2 separate regions of the Homo sapiens genome follow, and region 1 is linked to region 2. A link is a loop called in an ENCODE intact Hi-C map of the cell type or tissue named here. Cell type or tissue: heart right ventricle. All regions are shown on one strand. Links, peaks and the distances in the headings refer to the core of each region. The heading gives the core; the rest is flanking DNA.

What was found. Hi-C counts contacts between places; a loop is a spot of excess contacts. Peaks named below come from ENCODE experiments on the same cell type or tissue, not always from the same donor. Only the 100,000 strongest peaks of a DNase experiment are listed, where the experiment ranks them.
Region 1: it touches region 2 in a loop (2.0-fold over the local background); 7 of 110 quality-filtered maps call a loop at or near these places.

Annotation. Positions count from the first base shown.
Region 1 is chr15:68,490,307-68,501,608 of GRCh38, reverse strand. No RefSeq gene overlaps it. Among named protein-coding and RNA genes, the nearest start is that of ITGA11, 64 kb to the right of the region's middle. In heart right ventricle, for the core only: no CTCF peak of the experiment used is centred there; no DNase peak of the experiment used is centred there.
Region 2 is chr15:68,437,624-68,448,925 of GRCh38, reverse strand. No RefSeq gene overlaps it. Among named protein-coding and RNA genes, the nearest start is that of ITGA11, 11 kb to the right of the region's middle. In heart right ventricle, for the core only: no CTCF peak of the experiment used is centred there; DNase peaks (open chromatin) are centred at 6,675 and 7,555; H3K27ac peaks cover 469 bases; H3K27me3 peaks cover 527 bases.

The DNA of each region.
Region 1 (11,302 bases), core at 2,309-10,308, 52 kb before region 2:
CCCAGGATCTTAGAAGTGTTTGCTCAGAGGGGTGGGCTGCCTGGTAGCAGAACAGGGTGTTTATGATGAAGCCCTTCAGCCTGGACCAGGCTTACCACCAACCCCATCTCTGGGAACTCAGGGCCCATGGGCTTCAGAGGTCCGTCCACTGCCACCTGGGTGGGCTGTGCTGCTTGGCACAGGATCACTGGCATCCACCGCCACGCAGCACCCAGGAGGGAAAGCAATCACTCCACTCAGACTTCATCCCTCTACCAGGACCCTTCCCTGAACAAAGCCAGCATTTACAGTTTGGCCATGCTGGGGTAGGGTTATTCGGGCTGTTTATGACTTGGGATAGAGCATTTTCCTGGAGAGCAGAAGTCCCTTTCTGTCCTGTTTGAAAGCTATTCGGACCTTTGGAAAGAGTCTGGGTGATGGCATTTTGCCCTTAAAAATACAGTGAAGGCTAGAAACTGGAAAGAATTCTGATGAAGTCATTCCTCCTTCCCAAGAGCCGATTAGGCCCTGATGCCACTCCCAGGTTTCAGAAATTTGGGAAGCCCTCAGAGAGTGGCAATTTCAAGTCAGGAGCAGCTGCCGTCCAGCATAGGGACCCATGGCATCACAGCAGCAGGCCAGCCTGCTGGGAGCAGGGAAGAGAGCTCCAGGCCCTCACCATGTGTGCCTGGGCGTCCCTCTCCTCTCTGGCCCAGATGCTTCCACAGAGGAAGAAGATGAGGCCGATGAACTGCTGAGCTCTCAGGCCCTCCCTGTGGCCTTCTTCTGAAACCCCTTCAGGCCAGCATGGGAGGGGATGGGGAGAATTTCCAGCTGTGTCCACTCCCGTTACTAGGAGCCATGGCAGGTCCTTTGGCTCAGAGACTCATCTCATGTCCCTGTGGGCTGCCCAAAAATCCAAAGGCATGGGGAAGATAGGTGACCTCTAGTACCCCTGGTCCTCACCAGAGCATGCCCCCAAGCTCTCCTTACCTCCTCCTGCGCTGTGTGATTTGAGGGGCTCCAGAAAACCTTTTCGTTTCCAAATTTATCCTCCAAACCCTGCATGGGCCTGCCCTGGGGGCCAAGGATTTCCACAGTCAGACTCACAACTCGGGGTCGAGGGTCGGTGTCTCCAGAAGGCTCCTCCTCCAAGTAGGCATCCAGTGCCAGGAAAGAGCAGAGGTGGATTTAGGGCAGGGGACTGGGTGAAGGAGGAGAGCCTGGGAGGATCTGGCAAACTCAGGAAGGAGAAGAGGTTTGGAGAAGCTTTTTGAACAGAGTTTAAAATCTGGCAGGATGCGGGGAAGTGAAGAACAGAGTGGAAACAAGCAAGGAAGGGAAGATACAGAAAATTGAGGGAGACAGAGGAAAGGAGAAGCAGAGGGGCTGAGAACCAGGAGGCAGGAGGCTGGAAAGAGGGAGGTGAGAAGAAGGGAGTGGGAAGGAATGGAAGGGAGTATGGGGGGAAGGGGGAGAGGAGAAGGCAGAAAGGGCAGCTCCAGGACCTTGGCCTGCCCACTCTCCTAGGTGCAACCATGGTAGGTCCTGGGGTACAACCTCACAGGAGGCTTCTCCCCTGAGGTTCTGGGCCAGAGACTTTCCTCACCTACTCTTTGATCTGGGCCTGCTGGGAACTTTTTATCTCCCTCGTCTACCCACCAGTTTATTACCTGCAATCAGCCTCTCTTTCCCTTGGGAGGGAAAGGTGATGCTCGGCTCCTACCCTAGGAGAGGACACTGATTAGTCTAAGCCAGTCTTGGTCATTCCTTCCCCTTTGCCAGCGATGGGTTTAATCTGGGCATGTGATGCAGCTCTAGCCAATGAGTCATAAGGGGAAGGGGACTAGCTCCTGGAAAAGTTTCCCATAAATATAAAGAGACACACGGCAGGAAACACCCTGCTTCGTCTCTGAACTCATCCTGCCTGCATGAATCCCTTGGAATTGCTGCATGCATCCTGCCACTTGCTCATGGTGCCACTGAGCCCTGAGTTCACTAACCCTTGGGACTGGACTGCTTGTGTGTGATGTCACATATTTCCCTCATGTTTTAGGTATATATTACTTGCAGCCAAAAGCATCCTAAAAATATAAATTTTTAATGAAAGTATTAAAAGGCTTTCAAGAAGGCTGAGCAATAGGGACAGACTGATCCAGGTACACGATGGATATTTACATGGGGAGGCAAATTTGGTCTCTCTCTGTTGCCCAGGCTGGAGTGCAGTGGTGCGATCACGGCTCTCTGCAGCCTCAACCGCCTGGGCTCAAGCACTCTTTCTGCCTCAGCTTCCCAAATAGCTGGTACTACAGGTGCGCACCACTATGCCTGGCTAATTTTTTGTACTTTTTGTAGAGACGGGATTTCACCGTGTTGCCCAGGCTGGTCTTGAACTCCTTGGCTCAACTGATCTGCCTGCCTTAGCCTCCCAAAGTGTTGAGATTACCAGTGTTAGCCACTGCACCTGGCCTCAGGAAGGCAAATATGTGATTTCTGGAGAATGTTAATGGACCATTTAATGGACGAACATTAAACTTGGAACAAACAGAGCTAAGATCTAGACCTGAACCTCCCATCAACTCACTGTATAGCCTTGGATAAGTCAAATATTATCTGAGTGTCCCCACCTGTGAAGTGCAGAGAATGACACACCCTTCATAAGAAAGGCATGGGGTGGTCTGGTGCAGTGGCTCACGCCTGTAATCCCAGCACTTTGGGAGGCCGAGGCAGACGGGTCACTTGAGGTCAGGAGTTCGAGACCAGCCTGGACAACATGGCAAAACCCCGTCTCTACTAAAAATACAAAAATTAGCCGGATGTGGTGGTGGGCCTGTAATCCCAGCTACTTGGAAGGCTGAGGCAGGAGAATTGCTTGAACCTGGAAGGCTGATGTTGCAGTGAGCCAAGATCGCGCCACTGCACTCCAGCCTGGGCGATAGAGTGAGACTGTCTCAAAAAAAAAAAAAAAAGGAAAGGCATGGGGTGTAAGGCAGGTATTATTACTGCTGATATTAATATTCTCTTTCCTTTGTAGAGCTGACAAATCATTTAGTTGTCTAATCTATAAAGACCATGTTGAGATGGGAATTACTGCCCTCATTTCAAAGAAGAGGACATGGAGGCCCAGACCACCTTAGGATTTTGCCCAAGGTCACAGCTCTTGAGTTGCAGAGCTGGGATCTGTAGCTAACATCAGATCCAGGGTTCTGTCTACTCTGACCTGGGAGGGCCTGAGTGGCATTCATGCACCATTTGGAGTGAGTTAGCTTCAGGCTCTGTCCAACTGACGGTTAGAGCTGAAAACCAGGCTCTAGAAAAGAGGTCAAGATTGGGGAAGGGGCAGGAGCTTGAAAGGCCTGGAAAGTTGGCTCCACTGAAGGATAACCTAAGGAAAGCAGGCAGGTGAGCTGGCTCAGGTGCTATGCCGTGTGAACACCCATGGGCCACTGCATTCAGGGTTGGGGACTGGTACCTTCAGGTGTCTAGTGTTGAGAAAAGAGTATTGGCTGAGGCCTTGGGAAACCAGAGTTCAATTCCCAGCTCTGCCCTTTCTAGCTGTGTGAGAGTGGGCAAGTTCCTTAACCTCTCTGAGCCTCAGTTTACCCACCTGTAAAATGGAAGCAATAATTCTTGCCCATCCCATGTTGATATTACACAGGTCGAATGAAGTGCTTTATGAATTGTAAAGCTTTAGAGAAATCTAAGCAATTGCTTGAAGGGGGAAAGGACATCAAGAAAGAAGAGCCATCTATGTTGGCAGACAAGGCACAAGCCCCCTGGTATGATGGGATTTGGGTCCTGCTTTGGGGTCATCAGGACTTATCCTAGCTCCAGGACAAATAGTTTGCCTGGAAAACGCTGACAAAGAGCCAGAGCTCACTGAAGGGCAGCTGATTAAAAATCAACCTGGTGAGGCTCTGCCACCGTTAATGAGGTGTGATCCTGAAAGTGCAAGGCCTGGGTGGATTCTGCAAAGAGCCTGTTGGCTTTGATCCCCCTTCTCCTATAAAATGTTATGTCTGCTCTTGGCCCCTCAAATTCCTAGACGGACGAATCAGTCTGGGCTGCCTGTGGAATTTGCAAAGAATGAATTTTCAAAAAAACACACTTGGGAACAATAGTTACCAGAAGTGTCTGGGTCTCAGAGGAAAAACAAACACCTTAACCCCAGTCTGCAAGTGTTTCCCAAACATCCTTCTACCTAATGCCTTCCCCCATGCTGACACCTAACATGAAGCATGTCATTTAATGAGGAGCTAGTTTACCCTGTGCTTCTGAGCCACGAAAAATAAAACACCACCAGACACAGCAGCTGTGTTGGAGCAGATTCCCCACATCCCCTTCCCTAGGGAATGAATGGCCCCAGTAGCAGCTGGGCACAGACCTCAGGGTCTGCTGTTTGGGAGAGACAGCAGTTAACTTGTCTTTTACCTACTTTTACATTTTTAATTTTAATTTTAATTTTGATTTTAATTAAAGCAATGAATGTGCTTAGTTTTAAAAAGCCAAACAGGGCCAGGTGCAGTGGCTCACACCTGTAATCCCAGCACTTTGGGAAGCCAAGGCAGGAGGATCACCTGAGGTCAGGAGTTCAAGACCAGCCTGGCTAACATGGTGAAACCCCATCTCTATTAAAAATAGCTGGGCGTGGTGGTGCATGCTTATAGTTCCAGCTACTTGGAAGGCACAGGCAAGAGAATTGTTTGAACCTGGGAGGCAGAGGTTGTAGTGAGCTGAGATCATGCCAGTGCACTCCAGCCTGGGCGACAGAGTGATACTTCGTCTCAAATAAATAAATGAGTAAATCAGTCAAATAGTACCATAAAATTTTTAATAAAAACAGCAGTCTCTGTATTCACCTCTCCCCATCCCCAATAGGCAATCATTTTTAACACCTTTTGGAGTATTTCACCGCATATTTCTATATAACAAGCTTATAATTCTGACCCTTGATTTTTCCTCTTTTCCTTTCATTAATTTTTAATTGACAAGTAAAAATTATGTATATTTATAGTATACAACATGACATTTTGTATGTGTATACATTGTGGAATGGCTAAATCAAGCTCTTTAATATATGCATTATCTCACATGCTCATTTTTGTGGTGAGAACACTTAAAAACCCACTCTCAGCACTTTTCAAGTATACAATATGCTGTTATTAGTTACAGTCACCATGATGTACCACAAACCTCTTAAATTTATTTCTCCAGTCTAATTGAAATTTTGTGTTCTTTGACCAACATGACCCCAATCTCCTCAACTCCCAGCCCTTGTTAACCATAATTTCAATCTGTTTCTATGAGTTTGACTTTTTTAGATTTCATATATAAGTGAGATCATATCTTTCTGTGCACGGGTGGTTTCTCTTAACATAATGCCCCCCCAGATTCATTCATATTGTTGCAAACATCAGGATTTCCTTCCTTTTCATGGCTGAATAGTATTCCATTGTGTATATACACCATGTTTTCTTCATCTATTCATCCATTGATGGATACAAGTTGATTCCATTGAAGGAAACAAAAATATTCCTTTCTGGAACACTGGCGATTGTCGAGCTGAAGAAGATTAAAACACAGGGGGATACTCTGCCCCTCCCTCTGCTTGCCTAATGGTGATTTATAGGAACAGGTCTTCCTGCCATCCTCCTTGCCTTTTCCTGCCTAATGAGGGGCTTCTTTCCAATGCTTGCTTATCAACTTAGAGACAGCAGTGCCAGAAGATCTAGGTGCAGACTTTACTCTTCCCATAAATTTACCTTCCCACATTTTGCTGCCTTGTGGAAGCCTGAGGCTGCTCTCTTCTTTATCTTGTCACTATAGAATTTATGAGTGTTTTAAAAAATACTGTTTAAGCAAGGCCCCTAAACCACAGCCTTGAGAGAGAAATATTCCCTCTCCCCTGTGATGGGTACAGCACACACCAATACATTTTTGCTGGTTTTTCTCTTGCTAATCTGAATTTTGTTTATAGGAGAGCATCTCAGATAAGAAGCTATGAGGGAAAGAAAAGAAATTATATTTTCTCCCCTACATTCTATCTTGGCTATTGTGAATAATGCTGTAATGAACATGGGAATGCTGACATCTTATCAGCATTGATTCTTGACTTATTTTTTTTTTGACATTAGCCATAAATGTCAAAGATGATAGCTTAGCTCTCTTATACTTCTCCCCTAATCCTAACATACACACAAGTACACGTGTGTGCATACACAAGCACATGTACACATGCAGACACACACACTTCCCAGATTCCCATCTTTTCAATATGATTGTATCATAATTTTTATCTGTCTCTTATTCAGTATTGACATGATTATGATTATATAAATATTGTTCACAGCTGAGCCACCTAGTGTACCATGATTATATTTTCTTTCTTTTGAACAGCTTTTTGTTTTTTTCAGCTAATAATTGCTTTTCCCTCTCATTTGTTTACTCTCTATGAACTTATGATTAATTCAGCCCCTTTGTCCAGAACTATAAACATTTCTCTATTGAGTTAAATACACCATGTAAGCTTAGGTTCCTGTTTCCTGGAGCCATTTCTTTTGAAACTTTCTGTCCCCCTGCTCCCTCTGAACTGGTTGCATGCTAAGCCTCTGTAGATGTGTCATCAACAATGACAGAATAATTCAGATAAACAGGTTTGCGAACAACAGCCTATGATGGTTAATTTTATGTGTCAACTTGACTCGCCAAGGATGGCCAGATTAAATGTTATTTATGGGTGCCTCTGTGAGTGTGTTTCCAGATAAGGTTAGCATTTGAACCAGTGGGCTCAGTAAAGTAGAGCACACTCACCAATGTGGGTCTGAATCATCCAATCTGAGAACAAAAAGACAAAGGAAGAAGAATTTGCCCTTTTGTTTCCTGCCTACCTGTTGATCTGGGACATCTCATCTCATCTTCTGTGTCCCTTGGACTGGGATTTATACCATCAGCTCCCCCAGTTCTCAGGCTGTTGGACTTGGACTGAAATATACCACTGACTTTCCTGGGTCTCCAGCTTGCAGACAGCAGACTGTGGGACTTGTCAGCCTCCATAATTGTGTGAGCCAATTCCTCATAGTCAATCAATCCATCCATCCTTCTGGTTCTGCTTCTCTGGAGAACCCTGATTAATACACTGCCTTGATAAGCAGATTCTACATGGGCAGGAACAGAGTGTGAGGGTCAAACAGAGATAGCCTACCAGCAATGTGTTCTTCAGAAGAAATGCAAAGTGTTGGCTAGGAGTGAGGAGGTTATAATGAGTATGTGTAAGTCAGGTTGGCTGGGAATGGAGAGTAGGTAATTGTTCTTTCTGACTATGGAAATCAGAAGGCTTCCCAGTGGCGGTGATATGTGAGCTAGGCCCTGGGTGATTAGTAAGATTTCAAAATGCTGAGAAATGAAAAATCCAGAACTCAGTTGGAACAGAGGAAGCATTCTGAGGAAGGGAGCAGAGACTGGAAAGTGAACTGTAAGGAGGGGAACGCATGTGCTGGGAAATGAGGCTGGAAGGGCAGCAGCTGAGCCTGGTCCTAGAGGGTGAGGGGGAAACATGCACCCAAGGAGTGTGTGCAAGTGATGGTGATACCATTCATGCTATTCTAATGACCTCCTGCGCTCTGACAAAGAGTCTGCGCTTTATCCTTGCCAAAATGGAGCCACTGAATATCAAGGTTTTGAGCACCAGAGTGTCCTCTGCTGTGAAATAGGACAAACAAGCAGAGGCTGGAAGGGACAATTCAAGCAAAGAGGAACTATTCCAGCCAGGAGCTGGAGGATAGCTTCGGGCTCTGTGAAATGGAATGTGCAAGAAATGTGTGGTTATTTTCTGAAAGTCTGTCTTGTTTATCACTGTGTCCCCAGGACCTAGACACAGTGGAGTTTTGGTGACTCTTTAATGAATGAATGCATCTTTGAACAGGCTGGAAGCCTCCCTAGGCAAACAGTATAGCCATTGCCCCAGGAGAGTCCCCCAACTCATACACCCACAGATATTCAGCCCCTTTCCTGAGGGCTGGAGAATCTTCCACTCTCCGTGGCCACCTTGCCTTCCAGAAGCACTGTCTGTGCCTTTCTCTGGCACCATGTCCTCTGTAAGCTTGGGCTTTCTCAGAAGCCTGAAAAGAAGATTGCTTCCAACATACTTCCCTCTCATCTTTGCACACGGCCCTACAGAGAGGGAGCCCAAAAGTCCAGCTTCAGTCTCAGAGTGGGAGATAACTCGATGGGAAAAGTAAAAACCAAATAGACCTCATCCTCCTGATTCTTCTACAGAGCAAAAGTAAACACAAATCGGTATCTGCACACTTAGCCCTGTGTCTGGCATGTGATGGGTTCTCCAACCTTTCCATTGTTATTTGTAGCTGCTGCTAAGTGCTGCCTGAGTTCACCAAAGGGGCCAGCCTTGGACCTTCCTCCCTGTGTGACCTCCCTCCCTTCCCAGTCTGTCAGCAGCAGAGACTGGGAATTATGCCAGTGTGAGGGTCGGTGCTCCTGGCCACTCTGTTGAGGTCTCCACTGGCCTGAGCTCTCTGCACGCTCCACTGAGTCCCGGGGAGATGGTTATGAGGTCACCTCTGGCAAAGGTTTTTTAGACACTCCCCTCCACATCCTCCTTTTCTTGAGTCAAAGCAACCCATGATTCAGCCTCCAGGGAAGAGGAGTGAAGAGAAGCTTTGAAAACAACCTGCAGGGCAGGAGGCAAGAGGCCAGCAGCAGGACTGCATGAACACTGATGGGTCACGGGCAGCAGATGGGAGTTTTGCTTCTAGAGATAGACAGATCACAGAACAAATCCCTACTCTCTGCAACTTACCAGTTTTGTGAGCCCTTGGATAGTTTCTAAACCTCTTTGAGTCTCAGTTTTCTCATTTGTAAATTGAGATTCGTAGTCCCTAACCCTTGGATAGTTGGAGGTTTAAAGTGGACTAGTGCCGGTCCATAAACAATGTTTTAACTGGTCTGCAGTGAGATAAAAATAGAAATGGAGAGTAAGGGTTCAAAAACTTCTACAGCACTTTAAAAATGCCTGACATCCAGACACTGGCTCCATGGACTTATCTCATTGAACAGGATGTAGACCAAAATATTGCTCTTCACTGGACTGGAAATACATTTAAAAAACAAAAAACGGCCGGGTGCGGTGGCTCACGCCTGTAATCCCAGCACTTTGGGAGGCCGAGGCGGGCGGATCACAAGCTCAGGAGATCGAGACCATCCTGGCTAACATGGTGAAAACCCGTCTCTACTAAAAATAAAAATAAAAAAATTAGCCAAGCGTGGTGGCGGGCACCTGTAGTCCCAGCTACTCAGGAGGCTGAGGCAGGAGAATGGCATGAACCCGGGAGGCGGAGGTTGCATTGAGCCGAGATCGCGCCACTGCACTCCACACTGGGCAACAGAGCAAGACTCCATCTCAAAAAAAAACAACAAAAACAAAAACAAAACGTGGTTCTTGACCACCAATAGTTTGGGAGGCACCATTGTGAAGAATCTAGCTACCCAATAAACAACATTATGATCAGAACACGGGAGTGCTGAGTGGTATTGGATTTGGTATGTTTCCTCTCTCCCCAAGCTGCCCAGGTTGGTCTATGGCAATCCCATCCTTCCTTTTATGAGATCTGCTCTGTGCCTGTCACTGGGCTTGGGACAGGAGAGTCACGTCACCTTTGACTCATGCCTCCAGCTCAGCCCTCACATCCAACCAGTTGCCAAATTCTGCCTCCCCCAGTGTCAGTGTGTTTCCCATTTCTGCCCTCTTCCTTCCAGCCCCCCTGGCCCCCACAGGACACAGGTCCTTGCCACAGTAGGGTGGTGGTGGCCTCCTTCACACACGCTGTCTGCATCCTGACCCTCCCCACTCAACTCCATCCTCCACACTGCCTGCAGAGGGAGTAAATGTTTTTATTTAAATAAACGTATTTAAGAAGAGTTTTTGATTTATAGAAAACTTGCAAAGATAATACAGAGAGTTCCCATAGACCCTTCACCCAGTTTCCCCCATTGTTAAATGCTTTGATACATTTGCCATAACTAATGAATCAACACTGGTACATTACTATTAACTAAACTCCATACCTGTTTGGGTACCATCAGTTTTGTTCGTAATGTCCTTTTTCTGTTCCAGGATCCCATCCAGGATGCCTTATCATGTTTAGTTATTATGTCTGCCCAGCCCTCTCTAGCCTGTGACAGTTTTTCAAGAGAGGGAGTATTTCAAAGCAGACTCATGGGTTTCCACTCTGCTACAACCTTGGTGGCTCCCCCATTGACTTCCATGACCTGGCCCACAGGACTCATGCCTCTACTTCCATTCACTGTATTCTTCACCCAACCTGAGGCCAACATACAGACAGCCCAGTGTGGGGCTTGGCTCCTGTAACTTTCCCAGGCATGACTTCCCTCTTTCCTTCTTAGTATACGAAATTCCTTCTTGTCCTTCAAGAACCAGCTGGCATATAATCTCAGCCTTCTGATGATCTACATCTGGCTGCCCCATGGCTCACTGCTTATTCCTCTGTTTAGCATGGATTCTCTTCTACTGCCAGGTCTTTCTCCCCACTAGACATAAACCCTCATAAGCCAGGTGGCTGTGGCATAGTGGCTATGCAGCAGGAGAAATTCGCTTATGTTACATTGGGCAAGTGTCTCAGCCTCTCTGACTCAATTTCCTCATCTGTAAAATGTGGCCAAAGATACATACATATCTCCAACGGTTGAGGTAAGAGCTAATGTAACCAATGTGTTATATACTAAATTCTCAACAAACGGTGGCTATAGAATCAACCTAAATGCCCATCAGTGGATGAATGGATAAAGAAAATGTGGTACATATGCACAGAGGAATAGTATTCAGCCATAGAAAAGAATGAAATCTTATCATCTGCCAGTAACATGGATGGAACTGTAGGTCATTATGTTCAGTGAAATAAGCCAAGCACTGGAAGATAAATATTGCATATTCTCACTCATGTGGGAGCTGAAAAGTGGATCTCATGAAGGTAGAGAGTAGATTTGTGGTTACCAGAGGCCAGGAAGAGGAGGGAGGAGCGGGGAGATGGAGAGAAGTTGATTAATGGGTACCAATATACACTTAGATAGAAGAAATGAGACCTGGGGTTTGATAGCTAAGGAGGGTGACTATAATTAACATTAATTTATTATACATTTCAGCTAGAAGATAATAATTCTAATGTTCGCAGCAGAAAGAAAAGATAAATGTTTAAGGTGATGGATATCTCAATTACCCTGATTTGATCTTTACACATTATATGAATGTATCAAATTATCTCATGTACCCCAAAAACATGTACAAATATTA
Region 2 (11,302 bases), core at 2,041-10,040:
GCTACTCAGGAGGCTGAGGCATGAGAATCACTTGAACCCGGGAGGGTGGAGGTTGCAGTGAGCCAAGATTGCACCACTGCACTCCAGCCTGGGTGACAGAGCAAGACTCTGTCTCCAAAAGAAAACAAAGAAAAAAAAAAACAAAACATAGCCTTAGGTAGAGCTAGAAAGAACCTCCTAGTCCAACACCTCACTACTCTATAAGTGAAGCAGCTGAGGCTCAGATAGGGGAAGGGACCTGCCTGAGATCATACCACCATGAGTGGCAGCTACAACTTAGGAGCCAGAAAGAGCCTCTGCATACTCAGAGAAAGTCTTCAAAGTCTGTCACTTGTCAGCCAGGGATCTCAGTGGGAAATCCTTTCCAGTGTGTAACAGAGGAGTCATCAGACCCAGCTGTCACGGGGGAGGAAGAAGATATTTCAGCTGGTGTCTCTGGAGTATATTCCCAGAGTCTTTACAACCCACACCTCACATACAAAGGTTCTTCCCTTGGTTTGTCCTTGGCACTGACCTTTTGTGGTCTAGCACCCATCACACTGTATTGTGCCCACATCATGGCTGTCTCCTCCATCAGACCGTGAGCTTTTAAAAGGCCATCTTCACAGTGCCAGCACCATTCACATAGGATGCACTCATTAAATGTCTGTTGAATGAGTGAACAAGTGAGTGAACAGATGCATTCATGTTTAGAGGGAGGGATGAATGGATAAACAAGCCAGCACTTTCCCAATGAACAAGATCTCAGGTCAGTGTAGTGGAAAGTTCCCAGCACCTGGAAACAAAAGATGGATGTTGATTCACCACTTGGGTGACAAGGTCATTAGAAACCCAAACCTCAGCATCACACAATATGCCCATGTAACAAACCTGTACATGTACCCTCTCAATCTAAACTATATATATTTTTAAAGATGTATGTTTGAATCTGAGCTCACTGCTCACCAGCCATATGAGCTTATCCAAGTCCCTTAGGCCAGGTCTGGCACTTGGTAGCAGCTACATGCACCATGTGCCAGTCTTTGCCTTAAATGCTTAATCCACAATGCCTCATTCAAAATTCACAAGGAACAAATGATTTAGGCACTATTGTTCCCATGTTACAGATGGAGAAACAAAGGTGCAACAAAGTTAAGAAACCATAGTATAAGACCTGAAATTAAGGTTCAGTATTATGTGCTGTCTTGACGTGTGGTGAAATCACACAGGCCCCAAATGGCCCAATTGCCACTTCCCCTTCCCAGTATGCTCCGATGGATAATGTCCCCCAGCTAAACTACCCTCCTTATCAAGAGGGCCAGGTGGAATTTCTCCTTATCCCTAAATAGTGGGTTTTAGTTCTCTGCCAGACCCTGGAATTATTCAAACAAACCAATCACACTATCCTGTAGGAACCAGGAGGCACCTCGCCCTCTTGATACTACAAAGCCTGCCTCCCTCAGCCCTTGCTATTCACTCTGTTTCTGAATGTAGCCCCTGTGTGGCCCTATGTGGCATGACTCATCCCCCAGACTGTAAGGACATGTGACTAATAAACTGCTGTGGACCTCACCTGTCCTGTGTCGGGTGTCATGTGTTCAGCCATTCCCATAATCCTAGAGAGGTAATCTCCCCCTCACCAATGGGGTGAAGTGGAGGTGACTAAAACAGAAATTTGCCCAAAGTCACACCGCTAGTGAGACAGGAAGCTGGGACTTGAACCCAGGCATCTGATGCTAGAGCTTACATTCTTCACTTTGTGCCAAATTGCTCACAGTAGTCCAATAATTATCATCCCACTAGTCCATAGGCATCATAAGGTCGCAGGCAGTGCCTTGCTAATAATGCATTCCTAGGGCGTAGCACAGCACCTGGAACATTAAAGCGAAGTTTCATTGGGTGGATAAACAGATGAATGGACTTCACATTTCTGAACCTCAGTTTTCTCATCTGAAATTTCTCATCTCCCTATACCTCACGAGAGGCAGTTGGTCAAAGACGTTAAAGTCATTAACTTTGGAACCAGATTAACTAGGGTTAAATCCTGGCTTCACCAATCACATAACCTTGAACAAGCTCCTTAACACTCTGTGATTGAGTTTTGCCATTATAAAATGAGGACTGAATGAGTTAACATATGTAACAACTCAATGACCATTATTATTGATTTGCATGGTTATTTTTGAAGAACATGTTAGAATGCATATGTAAAGGACCCTGGAGGATTGTGGAATGAGGGTGGGTCTTTGGTGATGTCCCACTTCTCCTATCAACCGTTTGAGATGGACACTGCTGGCTGCCTGCCCAAAAACCATTCTGCGCCTTCTTTCTTCCTTCCCAACAGAGCCTAAATTTTGTTAAGGAATTAGCCTCTCCTACAGCCGACTCAAAGTAATATGGCCCCATCCCCAGCCATGAACAGATCATGACTATTCTAAGTCCATCAGGTGATTTTATTCCCTTTGCCAATGATCGGTACAGGCATGGGATCCAGTTCTGCCCAGTGAAAAGTGAGGAGAGGTGTGCCAGGGGCTTCTGGGAAGTTTCCCTTTTTTCCTGTGGATGTCACCATGATGGATATATTTCAGTGGAACTCTAGCTGCCGTCTTGGACCAGCCCGAGGACAATGAGAGGGCAGAAGATGAGCTAGGGTTGTGATAACCTCTGTTTGAATTTCCTCTACCTCTTCACTTCTTATTTTTTCAGGGATAATACATTCACTCATTATTTAAGCCCATTTGGGTTCAGTTTTCTGGAGCTTGAAGACAAAGCATCACAATTGATGTAATCCTTCCTGTATTTGGCACTCTTACCCTCTTCCTATTGCAATCGATAGTTGTCAATTTTCCTGTCAATCTCTCATGTCATTTCAGTTGTAGCTTTTTTTTTCTTTTAATTTGTCCTTCTCTCTGTCTAGACATTAAACTTTTTGAGAGAGGGAGGGTGTCTGTGCTCCCTAGATCTGTGCCTGGGACATAGCACACACCCAACAAATATGTGATGAATAAATGAATGAACAAATCTCCTAGTCCTCAAGTTGTTATTAGATAAGACCGAATAAAATCACTATGCCAGCAGTAGGTGGTTTTGAATTGGAAATTCTAGAAGATTCACCAGAAGATTCTTGCTGAGTTTTATGAGATATTATCAAAGGCCATCATTAGGAAATGACATTGTCATATTTTGATTTTCACTTCCAAGTTTGGAAGCTTGAGTAATCTAGGTAAATTCTTCCTGTAAAGGGAACTTAAAAAACTGGACAAAATATTTTCCAAAACTCAGCTTGAAAGAATGAGAAAACTATTAAGGTAGTAAAAAGAATTACTGGACTGAGATCTGAAAGAGAAAGGAAACTCAAAGACGTAAGCCTGGCATTTGGGGCTGCTTTTGCCCTGGAGGCATTTGCAAATCTGGAAGATGTGGCTGAGACTGGGAAACATTTTTGACGGTATTTGTGGGTAGGAGAAAAAGTTGTAGTTCAGGGTCTGCCAAAGTGGGGATCACAGTAAATCCTTAACACCTTAAAACCCTAAAGGGCTTTGCCCTAAGAGTGAGAGGGATCTGTCAGTACACCAGTCCTCACATAGACTGTAACCCAGCCTTTAAATGCCTGGGTACCCAAAAAAGTCTCAACTTCTGTAACATTATTAACAGGATTAAGGTGATCTGAGTGGTGTCAAGAACCTAGCAGAAGCAAATTATTATCTTTGGAAGATAAAATTCAAGTTCTCAATTTATTTTTTACAAACAATTTTCAAGTACAATGACCTGTGCACAAAGATAATGAATCACATGAGGAACAAGACTATATATATATATATATATATACACACACACACACACACACACACACGTATATATGTACATTATATATGTACATGTATGTGTGTATATATGTATGTATATATGTATATGTATGTATATATATACATATATATACATGTATGTGTGTGTGTGTATATATATACATATATATATATATATATATACATCAGAGGAAACAACATACAATATAAATAAATCATAAGGACTCCAGTTTCTCAGACCCAGACTTTAAAATAATAATTTTTACTGTGTTTGAGTAGATAAAAGACAAGATTTAAAATTTTACCAGAGAATTTGTAAAGAACCAGATGGAAAATTTTAAACTAAAAAATTAAATAATCAAAATTAAGAGCTTAAAGAATGGATTTTGACTCAGCTGAGGAAGACTTAATAAGTTGAAAGATAGAGAAGAAGAATATATCCAGAATGAACAATAGGAAGAACAAATTGAAAAATGCAAGGAGAAGATGAGATACAATAAGATTTGGTTAGAAATTCTGACAAGTGTTTAGTTGGAGTCCCAGTGGTAGAGGAGAGAGAAAATGAGATGGACACAATGTTTGAAGAGATAATGACTGAGAATTGTCCTAAACTGATGAAAGGCTTAAATCCACAGATAAAAGAAGCCAAATTAATCTCAGGAGAATAAGTAAAAATAAACCCACAACATAGCAAAGTTTCTCTAAACCAAAATTAAAAAGAAAAATCTTAAAGGCAGCTATAGAGAAAAAAAAGACATTTTACATTCAAAGGAGCAAGGATTAAACTGAAAATGGACTTTTCAACCAAAACAAGAATTGGAAGACAATGAAATGATAGTTTCAATGTGCTAAAAGAAAAAACAATGCCAGTCTAGAATTTTGTGCCCAGAGAAAATATCCTTCAAAAATAAAAATGAAATAATGGCATTTTCATACAAACAAGAACGGAGAGAATTTGACATCAGAAACTCTAGTCCTAAAGGAAACACTAAATAATATTCTTCTGGCAGGAGAAAAATGAACCCATATGGAAAGTTGAAGATGAAAGAAAAGCCAGAAAAATGGTAAATATGTAGATAAATCTAAATTTTGACTGGCTGCAAAAAAAAATATCTCCTGGGGTTTAAAATACAGAGAGAATAAACAAAAATAATTGTTTTTGAATCAGGAGGGTAGCAACTGTGGGGTAAATGTTCCAAGGCCCCTGCATTGTCTGAGAGGAGGACAAAAATTATAATAAAATTAATATTAGTGCTTTATCAAGCAAACATACATGCTGGAGTCTCAAGGAAACATTAAAGAATAGCAAATGAGTTGATTACTTCCAACATAGCAGAGAGGAAATAGAATAATTACAAATGATCTATCCAAAAGAAAGAAACAAAGAAAAAGGAGTATAAATCAAGCAGGACAAATAAAAAATCCTATGATAGTAGATTTCAAGGTGAGTATAGAGGCATTAAAATTAAATGTAAATAAACTAAGTGCTCCAATTTTAAAAAAAGTTGAAGAGTTTAAATTTAAAAACAGTTACATGCTGCTTACATGAGATAGGTCTAAAACACAGATATAGAAAGGTTGAAAGGAAAAGAGTGGGAAATGACAGAGAGTCCATGCAAACACTAACTGAAAAAAGGCAGTGAAAACGTGTTCATATCAGACAAAATAGACTGTAAGGCAAAAAGCATTATTAAAAATAAAGACCCTTGTAATAATATAAGGTTCAATCACTAAGAAGATATGATAATTCAAAATCTGTACACATCTAACTACTTAGCCTAAGCATCTATAAAGCAAAAATCAACAGAACTACAAGGAGAGACACAATTCTACAATATTTGAGGGAGATAATTTTGCTTATTTTGTTATAAGAAAATAGCACTTTGTTAACTATGGGCCAAGCACTTTTCCACACACTTCACATGTGCTAGCTCATTCAACCCTCACAACTGTGGCATGCAGTAGGCACCCTCACTTACTAGGTGAGAATTCTGAAGCACGGAAAGCTTAAGTAACTTGCCCAAAGTCACAGAATTGGTAAAGTATCAGGGCTGAGATTTGAAACCAAGCATTCTAGCTCTGGAGTGTTACTGACATTAACACTACTCTCTTAGTAACTGGCAAAAGCACACAGGCAAAACTCCATCAGGGCAGGAGGTTTGGCCGTAGTCCTATATTCTCTATGACAGTAGCTCTTCTAAGCCCAAATTTGTGGCACATTAATGTCTAGCAGTGGGTTGTCATGAGGTTGAAATGAGATCACGTGTTTATAAACTGGAAAATGCTGTAAAAATGTTAGTTCTGTTGCTTTACTTTTGATCTCCTATTTTATTTGATTTTCAGGTGATTTTATGTTTGTGGTATCCACTTTTGTTGTCATCCCTTCAGATCCCTATTGCAAAAAGTTAGAATATAAATAACTGATAAATTGTTGTTGCATCACAGTTTATACAGCTGAGTATCAAAATGTTTGTGTCAATAGAATCTGAGTTAAACACATTAAAGGGTCACATATTGATGATGCTTTGGGATTTTTTTCATCCCACACGTTGTGTGATTCTGCTTCTGGGATATCAATACACTTAATGAAGGATGGAATGACCGGAGAGCTGGTGTGGGACCCTATGCAAGTTACTGACCTTCTCAAGCCCATTGTAAACTGCCCACTGCCTTCACAGGGCTTCAGGGAGGGTTACGGGAGACATAATTGGGAAAGCCCCTTGAATTATATACAGAGCTAAACAAATGTCAGTCATTGTTAAGAATCTCAAAATGATGCAGAGAGTTCAACTAGTCTGTTGCATGCTGTTTCATGTGTTGTTAATAATAACAGCTAACATTTATTGAGAGCTTGTCATGTGGCAGGCACTGTGCCAAGCCCTTCCAAGGCTGTGTTTCATCTCTTCCTCACAGTGGCCCAAGATGCAGAGCGGTCAAGGGCACTGCAACCAGATTGCTTGACACCATCTCCAGGCCCCACCATGTTACCAGCTGAGTGTCCTTGAGCAAGATAAGGTTCCTTTCGTGCCTCGGTTTCTTCATCCGTAAAATGAGAATAACAATAACACCAACTTCATAGAGCTGTGATTATTGGATGAGTTAATGTATGTCAAGTGCTTAGAAGTGCATCTGGCACTCTGTAAGAGTTTGCTGTTTTATCATTTTTATTTTATAGGCAGTAAATTGTTGTAAGTGGCAAGTCACCCAGCTATTGAGGGGCCAGGCTGGGATTCTAATCCAGGTCTCTCTGACCACAGAGCCTATGTTTAACTACTAAACTTCCTAGCCAGCAGCCCCAGGAGCAACTTCAGAGGCCATCAGCCATTTGCAGAGCCTGTTTTGAGGCTCTGCAAAGACCAGGGAAAATGCTAGCTCCATTTCCCTTGCAATAATCCTCCAAATGATGCTTGATTTTTGGCCTTCTCTGAGGGGAACACTCCCAAGAGGCCTTAAGCCCAACACTTGCACCCACATTTTTCTCACTAACGCTCAGCAGAGAAAAAATGCTCACAGAAGCATTTGTTACCCAAACATTAACTAAAACACCCACACACATCATACCTCCACCCCTCCTCCACACCACCACTTGGCCTCTGCCCCCAGCTGCAAATTTCCTGGGATATGTTTATTTCTGGGACATGCTTGGGGATGAGCAGGAGCAGCTGGGGTAGTCTGGGAGAACCTTCCCTGGAAGAGCAAGAAGTTTGTCCTCTTTGCAGAAGTAAGTGTAGATGAGCAGTCTCTAAGCCGGCACCCACTGGTGGCTGCCCCAGCCTAGGCGGCATTTGATCCCAGGAACAAGGCCAGCCCTTCAATCCTGTGATGAAGGGGAAGTAGAGGATGGCTGCATCTTTTTTATCTTCTGGCAACTGGGCTACTGAGGCTGACTAACAAGGCTGGCTGGAGGTGGAGATTAGCTAGTGGGTTTCATTAGTGCTCATACTGTTAGGAACTTTTTTATGGTTTGTCTTGGGTTGTGTTCCCCTATCTTCTGCTCTTCAAATTCCAAGATCAGTTATGCAACTTGTGATATTCAGAAATTCCTGCACACCCTTCCAGACTGAGGTCACCAGCCCAGAAGGCTAGGACCAGCTCTCAGCTAAATGGAGAAACATAACACGCTAATTTTTATCATTCCCTCAGCTGCCTTTCTGAAGGTCTACTTTCTCCTCCTGGACCCTTGAGCTGCACGAGAGCTGGTGCTCCTGACCCACACTCACTAAAAAATCATATCTTTTCTCTTCCCTATTAAAACTCCTCCTCTGTTCAGGGAACTTGGGGAAGAAAAGGATGTGATAAATAAGTTCACACTACAGGTGAGTGGTTGATATTAGTTTAATAGGTTAATCGACTTCCCAAAGAGGATATTCTTTTTCAAGGGGTGTACCCAGAGCCAGAAACTCAAACAGCAGAGTTTCTGGCATTCCCAGACATCCCAGTTGCTTGGACAGATGTAGGCAAGTCTGGAGGCAATATAATTAGCATGGTTTGGAGGCACTATCAGTGTTGCTCCCTCAACTCTGGGGTTCAAATCCTGACACTGCCACTTTCTCGCTACAAAAATTGGGGCAAGTTGCTTCACTTCTCTAAACCGTTTGCCATAGGTTGGGCTTTCTTGGAAGTAGACTCTGATATAAGGGCTTAAGTGTAAGTTGTTTTTTGGAGGAAGTGATCCCAGAGAGCACTGTCAAGGCAATGAAGAAATAAGACAAGGAAGGAAGCTAAGGGTGCAGCAGTGAGCAGGTTACCACTCTGGGTGACTGGGGTGCAATCCCACTGGGCACTCTTTGGAGATTGTTGGAGAACACACCTCAGAGTGGTCCCTTGGAGGGGAGGGAGCTGGGGTACCTGTCCACCAGCTCCCATCGGTCACTGGTTGAGGACTGCTCCCATTAATGCCTCACCATGCCCAGTCTGCTGAGAGGTGGTCCAGGGGCTGGAGAACACCCTTGGGCTTATAGTTGGAGGCCATAAGATCTGGCTTTCACAGGAATGGTGAATGCCAAGGGAATATATTGGAGTGTTGACAGAGACTCAATGCCATCCATTCAGTGGGAATAAAAAGACCCACGGTATGCTGAGGGATTGAATGAAGTCAGGTAGAGCATGCAGCACAGTGCCTGGTCCACGGTCAGGACTTCATCAGTCATGGTTATAGGTCCTGTTATTCATATTCAGGGGATGCTGGGTACTACCCAGAGAGGAGTGTGTGGTTTGTTTTGGAGAGAGTTAGGAAAGAAAATAAGGAAGGCAGGAGTAAGCCCCCATTAAATAGGGCCTTGAAGGGCAGGCAGGGCACAGGTTTGATCCTATGAGCAGCAGGGCTGCGGGGTGATGCAGGGCGCTTGGGTGAGCAGAGGACATAGCACCTGTGGAGCCCAAGGTGGGGAAAGACGTCATCTTTATGGGAGCTCAAGTGATGCCTATGAAAGCACAAGATGCCTTCAGGGAGTGTGAGGAGGCATCTGAAAAATGATCCATGAGGCAATGACACCTCCTTCACAGAAACTTCTTCAACTGGTAGAAAGGCCACAGGCTTCTGTCCTTCTGACTGGCGTGGACGCAGTCCTACCCTAGTCTCCCCCACCTCCTGCAAAAATCTCCAAAGGCTTCTCATTACCTATCAAATGAAAGCCATACTCCTCATTATGACATTAAAAATCCCCCACAATGTGACTCCAAATTATTTTTCAACTCTTGTCTTTTTATCACTCCTTCCCCCCAACCCCGCAAAAAATTTGATCATCCCCAAAGAAAAAGATTAAAATGTAAAACTTTATCAGAACCTTATTTATAGCCAGAGAGTGTCCTCCAGGGGATCTGTCCCTGGCATTTGAGACAATGCTGGCTGCAATGGCTCATAACCTTTAGGCAACATCTGAAAGTGGTAGAAAGAACCAACACTGCTCTGAAAAATAATGGAAAATGGTATCTTCAAAATATACGGGGTCATCTGTACCTTTGAGGTTTACTTAAGGAAATGTTTCTCTTCTTTAACATGGATTTGATTGTGTTGGATCTGAAGAATATTGTTTATTATTGCTGCATGTGTATGTATGCATGCATGCATGCATGCGTGTGTGTGTGTGTGTGTGTGTGTGTGTGTGTGTGTGTGTGTTCCCATCATGCCCACTGAAAGCCCACTGAAAGAGAGGGGGCAAATGTGCACATTGCCTCCTCTGCCAATGGAGAGACTTAATAGTTGACCAGACTTAGACCAAAGAAGTGGCTTCCAAGGAAGTCAGGAGTTAGGAATCATGAGGCAAACTCCCTTTCTCCAAATACACCAGAGGGAGCTTACCCTTAAAGGGGCGGGAACCTGAGACTTGGGTTTACGCTGTTCTCACACTTCTGCCACCTCTGACTATTCCTCACTCCCTGGAAACAGCTCAAATGCTGACTCTTTTGCACAGACTCTGGTAGGCTTGCATTTCCTCTACTTAGAATGTTCACGTCACCTCTGAAAAACTCCTATTACCAAGGCCCACTCTGAGGTGACCTCCTTCTCTGGCCCTCCTATGTGCTTCTCTGGCTCTCTGTTCACACTTCTATTTTAGCCCTTCTCACAGTCCCATTTACCATCCAGTGCCAAAAAGCAACGAAACCAAGTGGTTAGGAGCTTGGGATCTGGAATCAGGCAAGACCAGGTTCAAATCCTGGGTCTTCCTTTTACAAGTTCTGAAACCTTACCTCTCTGATCCTCAAGTTCTTCCTCTGTAAAAGGCAGGTATAATTGCACCACTTTGTAGGGCTGTCATGAAGATTAAAGGAAATGTGAGGAAAGCATCCAGCTCCATAAGTGATCAATAAATGGGAGGTGTTGTTTTGATTATTACCGTTCATGTTTGTCTCCTCTCCTAGATTAGGAGCTTTGTGGAGAGGCAATAACACATCTGGTTTGTCACTCTAACCCCAGGAGAGTGTCTGGTAAATGCATTAATAGAATGGCTCAACTCCTGCTCCCTTACCAAGTTGCACCCTTGGCCGTGAACCCTATGCACTGTGGGAATTCCTCACTCTGCTGCATGTCTTGTTTCACGTCATGACTGCTTCCCAAGACTGTCCTCTTTACCCCTGTGCACTGCATCCAGACCTTCACTTTCATGGCTTCTCTCAGACATCTCAGCCCAGCCCAGGACCAGGATGGAAGTCCTGGAAACCCCCTGGGTGGTGCTGAGGACTAAACGAAATGATGCAAGAGTTGCAGTTAGCCCATATTAACTTCTCAGTTAAAGGTATTCTTCACATCGCTGTAGTGACATTCAATTCTGATGTGGCTCTTCCAGTCCGGTCCAATGTCAAGGGTTTAGCCCAGCTAAACCCCATCAGAAATGACCTCTCAGCTGGAACATCCACTGACACCTCTAGACTTTTAAAGCAATTTCTATTCTCTCATACCCTTTGACATACTTTTTCTTCAAAGAGATGTTTCCTTATCCATCCTGCGTGTCTGTCTGTGCTGTGGCCATGCTCCTTCCCTTTGATATCTTTACTGCAAATGCTGTATATACTTGTGG